Linked DNA regions of Homo sapiens: region 2 is linked to region 1. The links are chromatin contacts, found by Hi-C in ENCODE. All regions are on one chromosome and are shown on one strand. Each heading gives the region's core, a stretch centred on a gene start or an enhancer-like site at or near the end of the contact. The rest is flanking DNA. Distances are from core to core; before and after follow the strand shown.

Evidence for each region. Hi-C counts contacts between places; a loop is a spot of excess contacts on that map. Pooled maps may share reads with other maps.
Region 2: a map of Right ventricle myocardium inferior shows a loop between it and region 1 (2.8-fold over the local background). The contact joins two enhancer-like sites. A Hi-C loop is called at or near these places in 5 of 168 maps with a recorded cell type or tissue (Right ventricle myocardium inferior, gastrocnemius medialis, heart right ventricle and 2 more) and 5 of 50 pooled maps.

What each region holds. Positions count from the first base shown.
Region 1 is chr9:89,658,227-89,666,005 of GRCh38, reverse strand. It overlaps LINC03062 (long intergenic non-protein coding RNA 3062), which reads right to left. Exons shown (of 6, transcript NR_024280.1): 2 at 624-1,078. Among named protein-coding and RNA genes, the nearest start is that of LINC03062, 22 kb to the right of the region's middle. RefSeq lists enhancers at 2,622-3,158, 3,159-3,696, 3,718-4,012, 3,697-4,233. Within about 2 kb of position 3,890, at least 27 of the 41 ENCODE cell types and tissues checked have a DNase peak (open chromatin) inside an H3K27ac peak, as active enhancers do; they include gastrocnemius medialis, heart right ventricle and psoas muscle, where a contact is called at or near this core.
Region 2 is chr9:89,870,301-89,878,079 of GRCh38, reverse strand. No RefSeq gene overlaps it. Among named protein-coding and RNA genes, the nearest start is that of MIR4290, 150 kb to the left of the region's middle. Within about 2 kb of position 2,964, at least 13 of the 41 ENCODE cell types and tissues checked have a DNase peak (open chromatin) inside an H3K27ac peak, as active enhancers do; they include gastrocnemius medialis, heart right ventricle and psoas muscle, where a contact is called at or near this core.

The DNA.
Region 1 (7,779 bases), core at 2,641-5,140:
AAACAAGCTAATGAACCAGCGAAAGCCCCAATCTTTGACTGGCTCACGAACTCAGTATTTAAAACAGTAACACTAGGCTTTTGTGGGAACTATTGATGCACATTTAAGTCTTTTAATAAGGGTAAGTAAGAAGAACTCATTCTACAAATGACTCTGGGGATGTTTTTTGGGCTAGTACTCAAGCACACGGCCAGAGCTTGCTAACTCGATGCCCAAATCTGGTGTCTGCTGACAGCTATCCTCAATAGTGAGCAAATTTCTTGGGATCTGGTTTTCTCAGTCTTTAAATGAGGCCAGGTGCAGTGGTGCACGCCTGTAATCCCAGCACTTTGGGAGGCTAAGGGAGGCAGATCACTTGAGCTCAGGTGTTCGAGACCAGCCATGGGCAACATGGAGAAACCCCATCTCTACCAAAAATGCAATTAGCTGCTCATGGTGGTGTGCACCTGTGGTCCCAGCTACTCAGGAGGCTAAGGTGGAAGGATCACTTGAGCCCCTGGAGGCGGAGGTTGCAGTAAGCCGAGATGGTGCCACTGCACTCCAGCCTGGGTGACAGAGCAAGACCCTGTCTCAAAAATAAATAAATAAATAAATGAGGCTAGGAATGGTGCGGACATACCCACCCAAGAGAGATGAGGATGGTGATGGTGAGGGGCCAGGTGACGTGACAGCAGGAGTCTCCAGAGCTGCCGGGAGCCCCTCGGGCTGGGAGGCACCATGGGTACAGCAGCCCAGATGCTGCCGCAGGGCCACTCCAGTGTGCTGTGCTGGGCAGGGCCCTCCCAGGTCTCTGCAGCAGGGAGGAAGCGAGGTGTTACTGGGCCAGCTCTGTTCTCCTGAGCCGGACTGGCTCCCGTCATCTGGACCTAAAGTGGCCAAACAGGTTTTCCAGGTGGCAGCTGAGCTTCTGCAGCATCCGGAACACTTTGTTCCTAGTAGTGTCCCAGAGGGCTGTGTTCACAAGCCAGGTTCAACGTGCGATGGGAGCCTGAAAGGGAGGGCGTATCCTTCATGTGTCCCCAAGCGTGACCCAGAGCACTCCAGAGAAGAAAGTCATCCTCTGTCCGGTTAAACGGGGCTGTGTTTTTAGAGCAAAGGACAGAGGGAAAGGTCAGAGTCTCTCTCATTCGTGCCCTTCTCAGGAGGATCTGAGCTCCCACCAGAGAAGAGGCCTAGAAAGGTGACACATCTCTAGCAGGGCCCCAGAAAATTACATTTTGGAGAAAAGAATGCCTTACCTCATTCTTTGCTTAATTGTCTATGGTAGTGGTTCCAAATCTGGGGAGGTATTTTTATACAGATTCCCAGGCTCCAACCCAACTAGAATCTCTGCAAGGGGAACCCAGGAATCCATAATTCTGATGTTACAGGTGTAAAGGACTAACATTCAGGTGCTGTGACCCACACTCCCAAGATTTCTGGGATACTCACTCCCCAGAGTTGAGATGATAAAGCCTGAGGCATTTCTAAAAATATCAGTCAACTGGTTGAATTTCATTTCTGGTCATGACCACTAAAATTCAACTGAGTCCCAGAGAAAAATTCAGAGATAGTGCATTTTTCATTGTTTTCTTGCCAGAAACCTTGGCTCCGTATTCCTATGCCATCCATTACCATTAGCTGTGTGCTCGCCTGCCAGGGCTGGCCCTGCATTCAGGGAGCTCACACACCCTCCAGCTCTGGACTTCCATACCTGGCTGGGGCACCTATAGCCAATAAGCCACTCACATTGGTAAACCTGGTTTAACTCAACTCTCCTGGTTTCTGTGTTTCAAAATCAGAAATCAGCCAAATGTCACTCCCCACCTGGACCGCCAGCTCTGGAGGAAGGGCTGTCAGGTCTGGGTGTCTGCAGCTCAGCTCGGCACCCGAGGGTGCAAGGAAGAAGCCAGTGGGTACATGAAGGACAGCTTGTTTCTCTTTCTTACTGCTGGCTCTCAGCCAATGTCAGAGGATTATCATAGCCCCTACTGCCTCTCCTCTTCTAGACCCCCACTCCCTCTCCTCTTCTCCAAGCTGCCATTCCTGAAATCTGCTTTCATCTGCCTTCCTTCTTGAATAAGGGAGAAAGGAACTAATAGCAGTTGAATTTTACTGTGCCCGGTGCTTTCATTCTATGTTATCTCTGAAAGCATCCCATTTCTCAAGCAGCCTTTTGTAATATTATCCCGATGAGAAAGTAAGGCCCAGAGAAGTTAAGGACTTTTCACAAGGTCACACAGCTGGTAGCAGAGCGAGCATTCAGGCTCCAGCCTGCATAAGGCAAAGTTGGCCCTTGAGCAAAGTTCCTTGGAATTCAGAGGAAATGCTCCTGTTTCAGAAATTGTCATCTCTACAGGGCCAGGTGCCACAAGGTAGAAGAACAGCCCAGTGCCCATCAAGGCCCACACACAGAGCCCAGGGCAGGAAACCCACACAGGAGAGCCACAGTACCCACAGAAACCACTCCCATCAGCCCTGCAGGACCCTGAAGACACCTGGCCACTGCTCTTCCCTCCAGGCCCGCCTGGGAAGGCAGTGGGATAGAACATACAGGGAGAAAGGAGTGCTGTTGGGGATCCCTGGGACTTCCCCAAGGTGCCCAGATGGCCCACAGAAGCACCAGGAGAGTGAGTCACAGCAATTGCTGGTGACCAGCAAGGAGACAGTGAGGATTTCGGAGCCCAGTTCTGGGGATTCTTGGGCCCATTTTCTTTGTGCACAGTCTGGGGGAGGTGGAGAGGTCAGTTCCTCTTAGATCCTTTCGAAAGTCTCCTCAAGAACCCCATCCCAGTATTGTTCCTCTTCCCATCCCCCACTCCTAACACCCCAGGTGACACCTCAGGGGGACGTTTGTGCTTGGACTTGTAGTCCTAGTCCAAGCAATGACCTCCCACTGAGCGTCTCAAGCATCAACCGCAGCACTGAAAGTGTGTGCTTTGCCGCACAGGGACAGAACCCTGGAGTCCTGCTGTCACTACTTGGTCAGCTGAAGAACGGTGTGGGAGCACGGAGCAGGAAGCAACTCCGGCAGCCTCCATGCAGAAACTGCGCTGTGAGCTCTGCCAGCAGAAGCAAGACAAAGAGGAGGGCCTGGCTGACCCGGTCACAATGCAGCCCACCGGACACCTTGCTTAACTGCGTCGCACAGAACAGGCTGCCCTTCATCACAGCCTCGGCCACAGGCCAGGGCAGCCATGGGCAGGGCGAGAATCGGCAGCCACCCAGCTGCTCTACCATCTGTAAAATGAGAGAACGTGCGGCTGAAACTATAGGACACAGCACAGACGCCTGCCCGGTAGAGTACCCCAGGTGGCTGCTAATCACTGCATGCTGACCACCACCCCCCGCCCCACCACCACAACCATGCGCCCTTCACAGATGGAGAAACTGAGGCTGGCAGCAGCAGTGACATTGTTGGTGTCCGGATAGCACCCCCAAGGCTGGCGTACACGCCCCCGAGCGCTCGGCCCCTGAGGGTGGCTTCCAGATGGCCTGAGAGTCAGCTGCCTCTGTTTTCTTAGGAATCTTCAGCAAAGGGGACAGATGACCTGCTTGTGTTGTGCAATTTGTGTAGTGCTCTGGACCTCCCTCTCTGGGGTCACTGTCTGCTGCCGTGGCCAAAACAACATGTGCTGATTTGTAAATAAACACAGTGAGGAGCCCCCTGAGCCCGCAGGAGATGATGATGGCGCTGGGGGCTGAATTTCACAACTGCGTCCCTTTTTGTTTTCAATTAGCTGAGGAGGTGGCTGCCTGCAGGAGGGCAGGAGGCGAGGGGGAGAGGCTGTTTTCCCTCTTGTTCTCGGGGTTGCCCCAGGAAGAAGCCATTCCACAGACAGGCAGGGCGTCCATCCACTAAGATCCCGCTCCTCCTGGGCTGCCCTCCGGATTGGTGGATCAGTGGATTGGTCGCTCCAGGCCCAGCCCAGCCGCACTTGGCAGGAGCCCAGCAAGAAGTGTTGTCCTAGAGCCAGGCAGAAGCAGGTTCCTGTGTTGAATGCAAAGGGCAGCTCTGCATTAGCAGGCTATTCAGACGTGCAGATGCAATTTTAAGAGCGCTTTAGTAATGACAAACATCGTGTTGAGCACAACGAAGGATAAACAGGGATCATGACAGGGAGAGGCCCTTAGATCTCAGTGTTCCACCCTCGAGAGCAGGAGTGGCCCAGCCCAGACTGAAGGCGGCAGCCACTGAGTCCTATTGCAGGGCTCGTGTGTAGAGAAAAAGAGAATGGCCGGAAAGGAAGATGACTTCTTTCCGCGCTATGGGCCGTCTCCCCAAGAGGTGGCCTGTCTTTGCACACTCGCCCTGAACAGCACGCTGCACAAGTCTTCTGCCTGTCACATGTCCACCTGGGGTGTGTTCCCTAGTCCATGCTATCTGTGGAATGCTGTGCGCAAAGCTCCCTGGCATGCACCAGGGAGAAGAGCATTTGGTGGCCATACCAGAGTGGCAGATGCTCACAGAAGACAAAAGGCATGCAGGATCTGTTCTCCACAGCCATGAAGCCCTGGACAAAGCTGTCCAGAGGGCTCAGCTGGTGAGAAATCAGCCAGTCTCCTGCAGGCTCCTCAGCTTCCTTCTTTCTGCCCCTCCCCCGGTGCATGGGCAGAGCATGGCCTCTCTTGCTAAAGGAGAAAAGTATTACCTCTTAGAAGTTTTTCTTATTGCAAATTCAAATTAACTATGTACTTTGATTCCCAAATATCATCACTAAACACTACAGAAAGCTTTAAGAAAACAATGCAGAAAGAGCTCTAATGCACCCAAAATTGTCCTTCTAGAGAGCACAAGGCTTTGCTGAGACATGATGCTTCCTAAGTGATATCCCATCATTTTTGGATGATTCCATTCAAGAATAAGCAACAGGGTTTTTCTAAACCCCTGGTGGACATATGACAGAGTTGTCTATCAAATACATGAATGAGTCTGGGGGCCACATGTGTCTTGGTACAAGAGGATCAAGTATACAAAGCATTCTAGTAATTGCACCTTCAGCTTCTTGTCCTTGAGGCTTGGCTTCTCCCATCCCGACATGGCACTCACGGGCTCCCTTCTCCCTCTGGAGGTCACCCAGTTTTCTCCTCCCTGTGCCCAGCACCTCAAGAGCATGGAGGGCCTAAAGGACAAAGGAAGGAAAGAGACCGCACCCCACAATCCCCACCCCCACCCTGCTGAGGAGCGCAGAGGATTTGAAAGAGGCAGAGATGGTTAACTGATGGCACCAATGCCAACAGGACTCTGCATTTGGCCAGAAGGACCTCAAGGAGGCCTAGGGGCATAACGGAGACCCAGTCTTTTAGCACAGGGAGAGACAGCAGCCCTGAATATGGCCGTGAGGAGCTCCTGTTCTCAGGAAGTGGCCAGTCCTATGTGGGTGGCAAGCCAGAGTTGCCCGGTCGGGGCAGACAGACCCGTTGCTCACCAGCCTCATGTGGCCTCAGATGTCTTTTCCAGTGTTAGGGGAATGACATAGCATGAGGCCAAAGCCTCTCTGCTGCATTTTCACAGTGGAGTTCTACATGGAGCTGCCTGGGGATGTGATGTCAAGGGGACAGCGGCCTCCAGGGTGAGCGGCCTCCAGGGTGAGCAATGGCCCTTTATTTGTCAGATATTTGGAGAAGTAGAAACTGCTAAGAAGAGGAACCAAAGCCTTTCAATGTCATGGCCTGAAGAGAAGAGACACTTACAGGGATGACACAGATGGAGGCAGCAAGACCAGCCAGGTCCACTGGCTCCTGGGCCATGCAGCCTTGGGTCAGGGCACTGTCAGAGAAGGTGCCCTCAGGTAGAAACAGTCAATACAAGCAATTTATTCACTTCCAAGAAGGAAGCCTGAGCTTCCCCTAGAAGGGAGTTGTTCTGCATCTGTTCTCACTACAAAGCCACTTCTCCTGCTTCTTAGCTTCCCCTTCCTTCACCATGATGCCTCTGAATTAGACCCACTGGCCCCAGGGCTTGCCTCCCCTGCCCCCTGCACCTCACTTCAGGATTGCAGACTAAGGAGGTCCAAGTCAGCCCTTCACCTTGCATGGCCGGCTGCAGTGAGGGGAGGGGGGCAGGGATGGGTTCATGTGAATGTCCTGGTGTAAAGGTCAGAGCAGAAGCAGAAACCTGGAGGGGCATCTGCAGACATGAGGAGCAGGAGGAGCTGCAAGAAAGAATGCTCATTCCTTCCTTCTTGGTTCATCTTCCAACCCCTGGGTTTCCCCACATTCCAGGACACTCCCCAGCCTGCCTCCCCCATCCCACATCTCCGCGTCCATCAGGGTCTCAGTGAGGAGCTCAGTGGGCACAACCTGGCCCGGGACTCACTGGAGATCCAGACCAGACTCATCTCCCCTGGGCCAGCCAAGGGCTCTGGGCACAAGAGGTAACACCCCTGTCTCCATTTCCTCACTGTACACTTCAGGTGCTCAAAGCCACATGACCCTGCTGGCAGGCTGCGATGAGAATCAAATCAGAATCATCAGTGCCGCCCTCTGAATACAGGCATGATGGAACCTGGGCACCTCGAACCCTCCCGAAACACGGCGTGCACTCAGCCTTACCACCCTCACCACCCACACCCAACATAGGACTCAGAATTGTCTGTTTTTCTTCAAGAAAATATGAGGGCAAGCCCCGTGAGCCTGGACCCTCTCACCCATCCTCCTGAAGCAACAGGACCACAGAGGGGAGCTGGCATTTATTAACCATCAACAGTATGCTGGAGTCTACTCTTCTGGGGGCTGCCCAGTGGAATCTCTTTCTGCAGATAGCAGGCATCTTAAGTGAGGTGGGTAGCACGTCTCACATGTGGAGTGTCTGGTGCAGAAGCTACTGCCTGCCAGCCACACCCCATGGCATGCCTCCCAAGGTGGATGGAAAGTGCCCAACACACCCATCGGCCACACTCTGCCACACCTCCCAAGGTGTGCCCAATGCACCGAGGAGACAAGCCGAGCAGAGTGCCTCACGCTACCTGGGCAGCAGGGCAGATGTGTGGTCTCCCGCTGGAGATCAGGAGTAATCTTGTGCCTGGTGTCTATAAGATGGAGCAAACACTTCTGCATAATTGTCAATTCCAAAAGGGCCTTGATAACCCCTTAGACATTCTGAAGAAGGAAAATCTTCCAAGTTACTTTTTAGCATGTGTCATTTTATTACTAATTGATCATATAATTTTTGTCATTTTTATTGTAAAGATATGATTTTTTTTTGAATGTGCCATCAGGGTCAGGCCCATGTTGAAAACAGATGGCACAGGCACAGGGTTAACAGAAGAGGGACTCATGAAGGGATGTGTCCACAAGGGCAGTGCAGCAGGCATGGCATGAGGGGCAGGGGTGAGAAGCAAGGGAGAGGCAGATGCTGTTGCTAAGGGCCAGCCTTAAGGGGCATGGAGTTGGCAGAGAGGCCACGGAGCAATGAGGAGAGGACTGGCAGAGAAGCAAGCACGCAGGCTCAGCAGAGCCTCCTCAGCGGGGAGGGCTGGTTCTCCCTTCTCCACGGCACACTGCATTCATCACAGGGCCCGTCAGTCTGTACAGATGAAGGGTAGCTGCAAAGCCTCTGCTCCTGCTCCCACAGGGAAGTGGAGTCAGTTCCCAGTCCCATGAATCTGGGCTAGCTCCATTCACTTTTCCAGGGGACATACCAGGAGAGACACACATCGGAGGCTCACTCAGAAACCTGGCAGCTTCCACCTCCTCTCTTGCAACCTTCTCCCTCTGGGAGAAAGTCCACAGACCCCAAGACAGTCAAGATGGAGACACGTGTGAGTGCTCTGGTCAATGGCCCCTGCCAAGTTCAGC
Region 2 (7,779 bases), core at 1,715-4,214, 210 kb before region 1:
GAGATGTGCTCCCTGAGGAATCTTGGTGGCAAATATAACAAGGCCAGCCTCAGGTGTGGGGTTGGGAGGCGAGGTGGGGCGCTTCTCCCTGGAAAGCAGCTGCTGCCTGCTCAGGCCTGGGGAGGAAATGAAGCTTTCTGCTCATTCACTCACCTGCCAGTATGCACAGAAGGCAAACGGGGAGACAGTTTGACCGAGAGAACCATCTGTGTGGGTCAGCTCAGGCCGTGGTAATAACGTGCCACAGATCTGGCAGCTCAAACAGCAGAACTGTATCGTCTCACATCTCTGGAGACTGAACGTCTAAGACGAGGCTGTCAGCAGGACTGGTTCCTTCTGAGGCCTCTCCTCGCCTTGCCGATGGTGTCTTCTCCCTGCACGCTCACATGGTCATCCCTCTGTGTGTATCTAATCTCTTCTTCCCAGGATACCAGTCCTATTGAATCAGGGCCCACCGCAATAACTTTATTTTACCTTACCTCTTTAATGGCCCTGTCTCCAAATACACTCACATTCTGAGGTCCTGGGTTCAACGCCAACATATGAATTTGGGGGAACAGAGTTCAGCCCATCCCATCACCCCAACCCTCAGCTGGAGGGCAGCATGTCTACCCATCTAGGAGGTCACCCTGTTTCTATGTGTAAGAAGTCCAGGTGGTTTTTGGGAAACGCCATAGCTCCAGCCTGCAATGGTGCATGGAGCAGGGGCCAAGGCTGCTGATACCCTGGGCTGGCCCCGTCTTCAACTTTAAAGCAACATATTGAGAGGCTCTCTGAACTGTACACCATGTTCTTGGCCACCTGACAAGGGGAGAAATAGGACAAAGAAAGTTGTGTGATGAGGCAGAGGATCTTCACAAGCACAGGGCAAGAGTGGGGTGGGATGGGGGACTGAGCTGATCCCCGGGGGGGATGAGGGAGTGTCACACCTTCCAGACCCTGCACACCATCCTCAGCCTGCTGGGATGGCCTCCTCCCCTCTGGAGCCAACCTATCCTGCACCACTTTCTGGGTACGTCCATGCTCGTGGGGAAAAGGAGCAGATTCTCTGGCCCTTAGGATACCTGAGCTTGTCCTAAGCAGCCAGTTTGGACCTGCACAAGCCTGATTGACTTCAGGATGTAGCCAGACCACAGATGGTGGCCTTCCTTCTTCGCTCTATGTCCTTTCTTATGCACGTGGATCTGAAGCCCTTTGCAGCAATTTTTAAAGGGAAAAACATAATTTTTTAAAAAATGGCATGGAGCAGCTGGGCGCAGTGGCTCACACCTGTAATCTCAGCACTTTGGGAGGCCGAGGTGGGTGGATCACGAGGTCAGGAGATCGAGATGATCCTGGCTAACACGGTGAAACCCTGTCTTTACTAAAAATACAAAAAATTAGCCGGGCGTGGTGGCAGGTGCCTGTAATCCCAGCTACTCGGGAGGCTGAGGCAGGAGAATGGTGTGAACCTGGGAGGCGGAGCTTGCAGTGAGTCGAGATCGCGCCACTGCACTCCAGCCTGGGTGACAGAGCAAGACTCTGTCTCACAAAAAAAAAAAAAAAAAAGGCATGGAGCAATTGACAAGTCAGGATGAGAAGCTGAGAAGGTGTGGAGTGGAGAAGAGAGATGGTGGAGGGCCTTGCAGAGGGTGAGGCACCCCGAGAAGAAGAGGGAGGCCCTTGTGAGTTAAACCCATGTGTCCAGGGACAGGGCTGAGCTGGGAGGGGTGGGGCTCACCCATTTTATTTATTTACTTACTTATTTAGTCTTTTTTAAATTTTACTTTTTTATAAAACTTTTTTTAACTTTTTTCTTTCTTTCTTTCTTTTTTTTTCTTTTTTTTTGAGACGGAGTCTCATTCTGTCACCCAGGCTGGAGGTGCAGTGGCGCAATCTCGGCTCACTGCAAGCTCCACCTCCCGGGTTCACGCCATTCTCCTGCCTCAGCCTCCGGAGTAGCTGGGACCACAGGTGCCCGCCACCACACCAGGCTAATTTTTTTGTATTTTTAGTAGAGACGGGGTTTCACCATGTTAGCCAAGATGGTCTTGATCTCCTGACCTCGTGATCTGCCCGCCTCGGCCTCCCAAAGTGCTGGGATTACAGGCATGAGCCACCGCACCCAGCCTCCTTCTTTCTTTTTTAAGAGACAGTTTCCCTCCATGTTGCCCCTCCTGGCCTCAGGTGATCCTCCCACCTCTGCCTCCTGAGTAGCTCAGCTTACAGGCATGAGCCACCGCACTCGACTAAGGGGGAGTCTGGGCCTTGGGGAGCTGTTGTCCCCCATAGTCCTGTGGACTCCTGCAGATGATGAAGTAGCCAGCTGGAAGGCTTTAGGATAAGAGTTGAGCATGTGCCTGCCCTTCTGCCATCAAAAGCAGGTGTGATGGGGGCCCCAGAGGATACGTTAAACTTCAGCTCCACAGATGGGGGCGGTGCATGGATGCCCTCGTGAGCTGCCAGAGCTGCCTTCTCCTGCCCTCAGCACCCTTGGGACCTGCACAGCTGGCACGCTGGGGGGGTCTGCCATGCAGTAAGGAGGAATCAGGCTTTTGAATAAAGAGGAGAAGGCTAGCTGGCTGCAGTTCCTAAACACGCACCGAGGGCCTCTCAGACCAAGGCAGGAGAACTTCACGGGGTAACTCACATGGCTGCTGACTGCTTTCTGACAGAAAAAGAGTAGGAGAAAAAAAATTAAAGTGAAGAGAAAAAGGACAGAGAAAGAGATCAGTGCGGAAGCTGCCAGGCAGTTTTTCTCTCTGTTTGCAGTTTCTAAGAAGAAGCAGCATTGCAGGGCACACACAGGACTTCTTGGTTGCCGTGGGCACAGACACTCAGCAGGAGCTGGTGAGGAGCTGGCCAGGCCTCGGGGAGCCGCTGCATGGACGCCCGGGGAGCTGGCAAGCCCATGTCCCTCTGGACACAGTGACAGGCCACTCCAGGAGGCCCCCATCTAGATGTTCGTCAGACTTCAACCCCAGAGTAAACCCAAACAAGGCAGGGGTTGAAGGAGGTCACGTCTAAGCCCTAACAGAAACTTGGCAGTCAGCTGTCAGGGAGCGTTTGGCCATGCAAACCAGACTCATGGATTTACACAACAAACAGGACATGCCCAAGCCTGGTTGTTTAGATTGTTCCTGCATTTAGGTTTTAATTGTAGAATTCAGGCCTCCTCCCTGGATGCCCTGAACACAGCCCAGCCTGGGCTGGCTCACACTGCGGGAGCAGATCCTATCACCTTCCTCAGGCTGGGCCTTTGTTAACACTGGTTTTGTAAGCAGCCTGCTTCAGCATCCAAGAGGCACTCAAGGGTCTGCCCAGAGCAGGAGGATGTGCAGTAGGGCTGCTGCTCACCCAGCCCCGTCGCCCAGACCTCTCCACCAGGTGCTTCCCAGAGGGAAGTAGAGTGTTCCTGAGAGACCTGGGCAGAAGGAAGCAGGACTAGTTAGGGCCTGTGTCCCTATGTGTGGACAGAGGGCTGGGCCACACTTGTCCTTTGTGCACTCTGTTCATAATAACTGCTTGCTGAGCATCTGGGACTGCAGGGGATGTGCCTGTGAGAGGCACAGTCCTGGCTCTCGTGACGTTTGCAGCGGGGTGGAAAGGAGCCCAGTGCCAGGCTGGGAATGTCATATTCACAGAAACGGTGACAGCGGCCATGGAAAGTCCAGAGGAGGCCATGCTGAATGGAGCCGTCCCCCGTGTGGATGAGATCCTCCCAAACTGGGCACCTCTGGGCAGCTTTCAGCCCAATCGGTAGAGTTTATTTCCAGTTCAGTGGGGTGCCCCGGTTAACCCACTTTGGGAAGAATCTCCTTGTATTTGGAAAGAGCTGTGCTCATACCTTGAAAGGGGGATTGGACCTCATGAGCTTTCATGAGGGTGCGGGGTCTCCAGGTCCCCCAGAATTCTCCGGACACTTGCTTAATTTACTACCTCAAGGGGCCTCTGAGCAGCACTCAGAGAACTGAGTGCTCAGAGAACCCATTTCTCTGAGTGCAGCACTCAGAGAACCCATTTCACAGATGGAAACGGAGGCTGGACCTGTCCAAGGGTGGCCCAGGGCACAGGTGAGCTGGGAGAGACAAGGTCCTTGGGGCCCATGCTTGGCTCAGCACTGCCCCGAGGAGTCAGGACGGGGCTCCAGAGAGCACACTGGCAGGTCTTCAGCCCGACCCATGATGCCACATCCACGACAGTCAGACCTCCCGACAGCGATGGGCTGGAGAAGAAATAACCTTTTTTACTAGTCTACTTTATGCCTGAGGCTTTATGAGCATTAACTTATTCAATGATCACACCATCCCCATGAGATGGGTAAGGTTAACCTTGGGAAACTGAGCTTTCTAGGAATTAGTAACCTGCTGTCATTACATGGAAAATGACAAATAAGAGAGGGGAACTCAGCCTTCCCTGGGCCCACAGTCCACCCTCTACCCTCATACTGCCTGATGGTGCTCAGAGAACTCTGGCAGGGTTTGTGGTGGTGAGAGGGAGGCCTGGCGTCCCTCCAAAGACTTTGAGACTCTCAAGTGCAGGCCCCCAGACCTGCAGCATCAGGACAGAAATCCAAGACTCCAGCGTGAGCCCCCAGCCTTCCAAGTGAGAAGAGCTGGGAGAGACAGCCCAGCCCAGCAGGTGGAAGCCCTGTGGTGATAGTCCGTCCCCTGGGGAGTGCAGAGCACTGTTGACAGGTTGACCTGGCCAGAGCAGGCCCCATACAAGCCATATCCCCTTCTGCCTCCCGCAACCTTGCTCTGGGCTGTGGATAGAGCCAGGTGGGTCTGGGACCCACTGCAGGAGCCACATGCCCAGAGCAAGTGCAGGCAGGCTGGGTCAGCGCAGGCGGGCAGGAGAAACTGAGAACCAGGTCCTGCCTCAGGCCTGGCCACTGGGGTGGGCTCCAAAACACTCCACCCGGGCAAAGAGGGACAGACGCCGGGCACCTGACCCCAACTGGGGGACATCTGATCACCTCTGCTCTGTACAGTACACAGAGTAGAATGTGGGACAGATAATTCCAGGGAGCTGCCCTTTCTAATTAGGTGGTGAAGTCAGCATGAACTTCAAACAGGGCAAAAATAGGATCCTAAAAATAGCCTGGGGGAACTGTGAGGGGAGCAGGAGGTGCTGCCTGGAAAGTTCCGGGGCCTGGGCAGGACAGTTCCCACGTGGCCTCCAAACCAAGGGGAAGCCTCAGCTGACCCCAGCAGACCTCCAGATGCAGTGAGAACCCAGAAAGTCAGGGTGTGGGGCGGGTCATGTGATGAGAAAATTCCTCAGGACTTCAGGGGTGCGAGCCGGCACATTTGTGGCCCAGGGAGTCTTTCTCATGGTGCTATCTGCTTCATGGCTCTTTAAATATTGCACGGGGGTGCACACGTGCTCCTGTATGCATGGGCTTGCTCCTGCAGGTATAAGTGTATGTGTTTATCATTGTTTAGCAGGGACGTGATGGCTCGCCAGGCCTTCCAGACACTCCCTACGCAGAGTGCAGTCCCTGCACCAGAGCGATGGCAGTACCCAAGAGCTGGTTAAAACCACAGGCTCCAGCCTGCCCCAGACCCTCTGAGTCAATACTTGCATTTCCACAGGGTCCAGGGGTGACTTGGTGTTCAGGAAAGTGTGAGAAGCCTGGCTCCAGGTGTTCAGAGGCATGCCCCAAAGCACAGGGATGGGGCTGAGGGTCTCACGGGGTTTTCCTGGGGGTCCAGGCCCCAGCACACAGGGGCTGCTATAGGCAGGGGCTGGGGGATAGGGACCTGAGATGTGGCTGTTGGCTGAGCAAGGCCTGGAAGCTGGCCACCTCTGGAATGAGAATGCTCAGAGTCTGGTCCAGGCGTTGGCCCAGGGCTCCTGTTGGCAAGCAGGTAGGTGCTGAGCAGCACAGGGGATGCCTGCCAGGGCTGTCTGGGACCCCTGATGTCACTGTAACACACAGAGGCACTCCTGAGTTCCCAGCTCATGCACATTGAGAGAGTCCCAGCTCCACAGGACCTTCCAAAACACTTACGAAAGCTCCTACTACACCACAGGATGGGCCCCCACCGGGAGTGAGACTAGTAGGCTCCTTCACTCAAGGGCTCCCAGGCCTGCTGGGGAACAGATGCACAAAGCAGGTAATGGCAGAATACCATGGAGGCTGAGGGACCGAGCTTCAGCTCCGGAGTTGCCAGACCACAGGGAGCCACCAGCCAGGTAGCCAGCCCTAGTGTGGGTGTCCAGCCAGCCTGGAATCAGTGACTCCTCGTACAATGGTTTGTGCTTTTCTTTCTCTAACTGTGTCTTTCCCTTCATGTGAAACTGTTGTTTTAATTGAAATATAATTTACATCCAACACAGAGCACCCATCTTTAGAATACAGTTTGATTTGTCTTGACATTGTATACACCCAGGTCACGGTCCCCACACCAACATACAGAACACGTCACTATCCCAGACAATTCCCTCTGAAGACCGCCACTATTCTGACTTCTGCCACCATAGCTAGGTGTGCTTTTGATATTCATGTACGCTGACTTAATTCTGTGTGTGGCACTCTGCGTCTGGCTTCATTTGCTTAGCCTGAGGTTTTGAGGTTGATCCAGAATTGGGTATATCAAGGGAGGCCAAGCTCACTTGTTTTCATTGCTGCATAGAATTCTAGCATGTGGATAAATCACATTTTTTTTTTAATTCATTCTGTGACCAATGGACATTTGGGTCTTTCCCAGTTTGGGGCTATTATGAATAAAGCTACTATGGTCATTTATTTTTCTTTTTAAAGTATTTTTAAATTTATCAAGGTGAAAGTCACATAACATAAAATCAACCATTTTAAAGTGAACAATTCAAGGTCACTTAGTACATTCACCATGTTGTGCAATCACAAGTTGTATCTAATTCCAAAACATTTTCCACACTCCGAAATAAAACCCCATAAAGCAGCATCTCCCCATTTTCCCCAACACCCAAACCCCAGGCAACCACTAATCTGCTTTCTATCTCTTTGAATTTACCTATTCTAGATATTTTCTATGAAAGGAATCAGATAACATGTGGCCTTCTGTGTCTGGCTTCTTTTACTCAGCATAACATTTTTAAGACTCAGCCCTGGCCGGGCGCGGTGGCTCACGCCTGTAATCCCAGCACTTCGGGAGGCTGAGGTGGGCGGATCATGAGGTCAGGAGATCGAGGCCATCCTGGCTAACACGGTGAAACCCCGTCTCTACTAAAAATACAAAAAAATTACCAGGCATGGTGGCAGGCACCTGTAGTCCCAGCTGTTCGGGAGGTGAGGCAGGAGAATGGTGTGAACCCGGGAGGCGGAGCTGGCAGTGAGCCAGGATCGCACCACTGCACTCCAGCCTAGGCGACAGAGCAAGCCTCTGTCTCAAAAAAAAAAAAAAAACAAAACAAAAGGATTCAGCCCTGTCATAGTATGAGTTAGTGCTTCATTCCTTTTTAGAGTTGAGTAATATTTCATTAGATGGGTAAACTATGGAGTCCTAGCTGGAGAAAAGGAATCAGGCTGGTGGGACCAGGAGAAAGTAAGAAAAAGCAGTTAAGCTCTAAGTCTGCCTTTCTTCATGATCCAGAACACACAGCCCTCCCGCGCAAATAACTCATAATCTTCCTGTGCCCAGCTATCACCAGAACCTCTGCTGATAGAACAGTGCAAGTTAGCTCACTGCAGCCTTGGTGTTGTCAGTACTGCAGTCGCCCTCTCCAGCACAAGCATCATCCATCATCCTATAAAATCCCCACCAAGCCTTTGGCTCCTTGCAGTCAGCTCCTCCCTTGCTGATTTGCACGTTC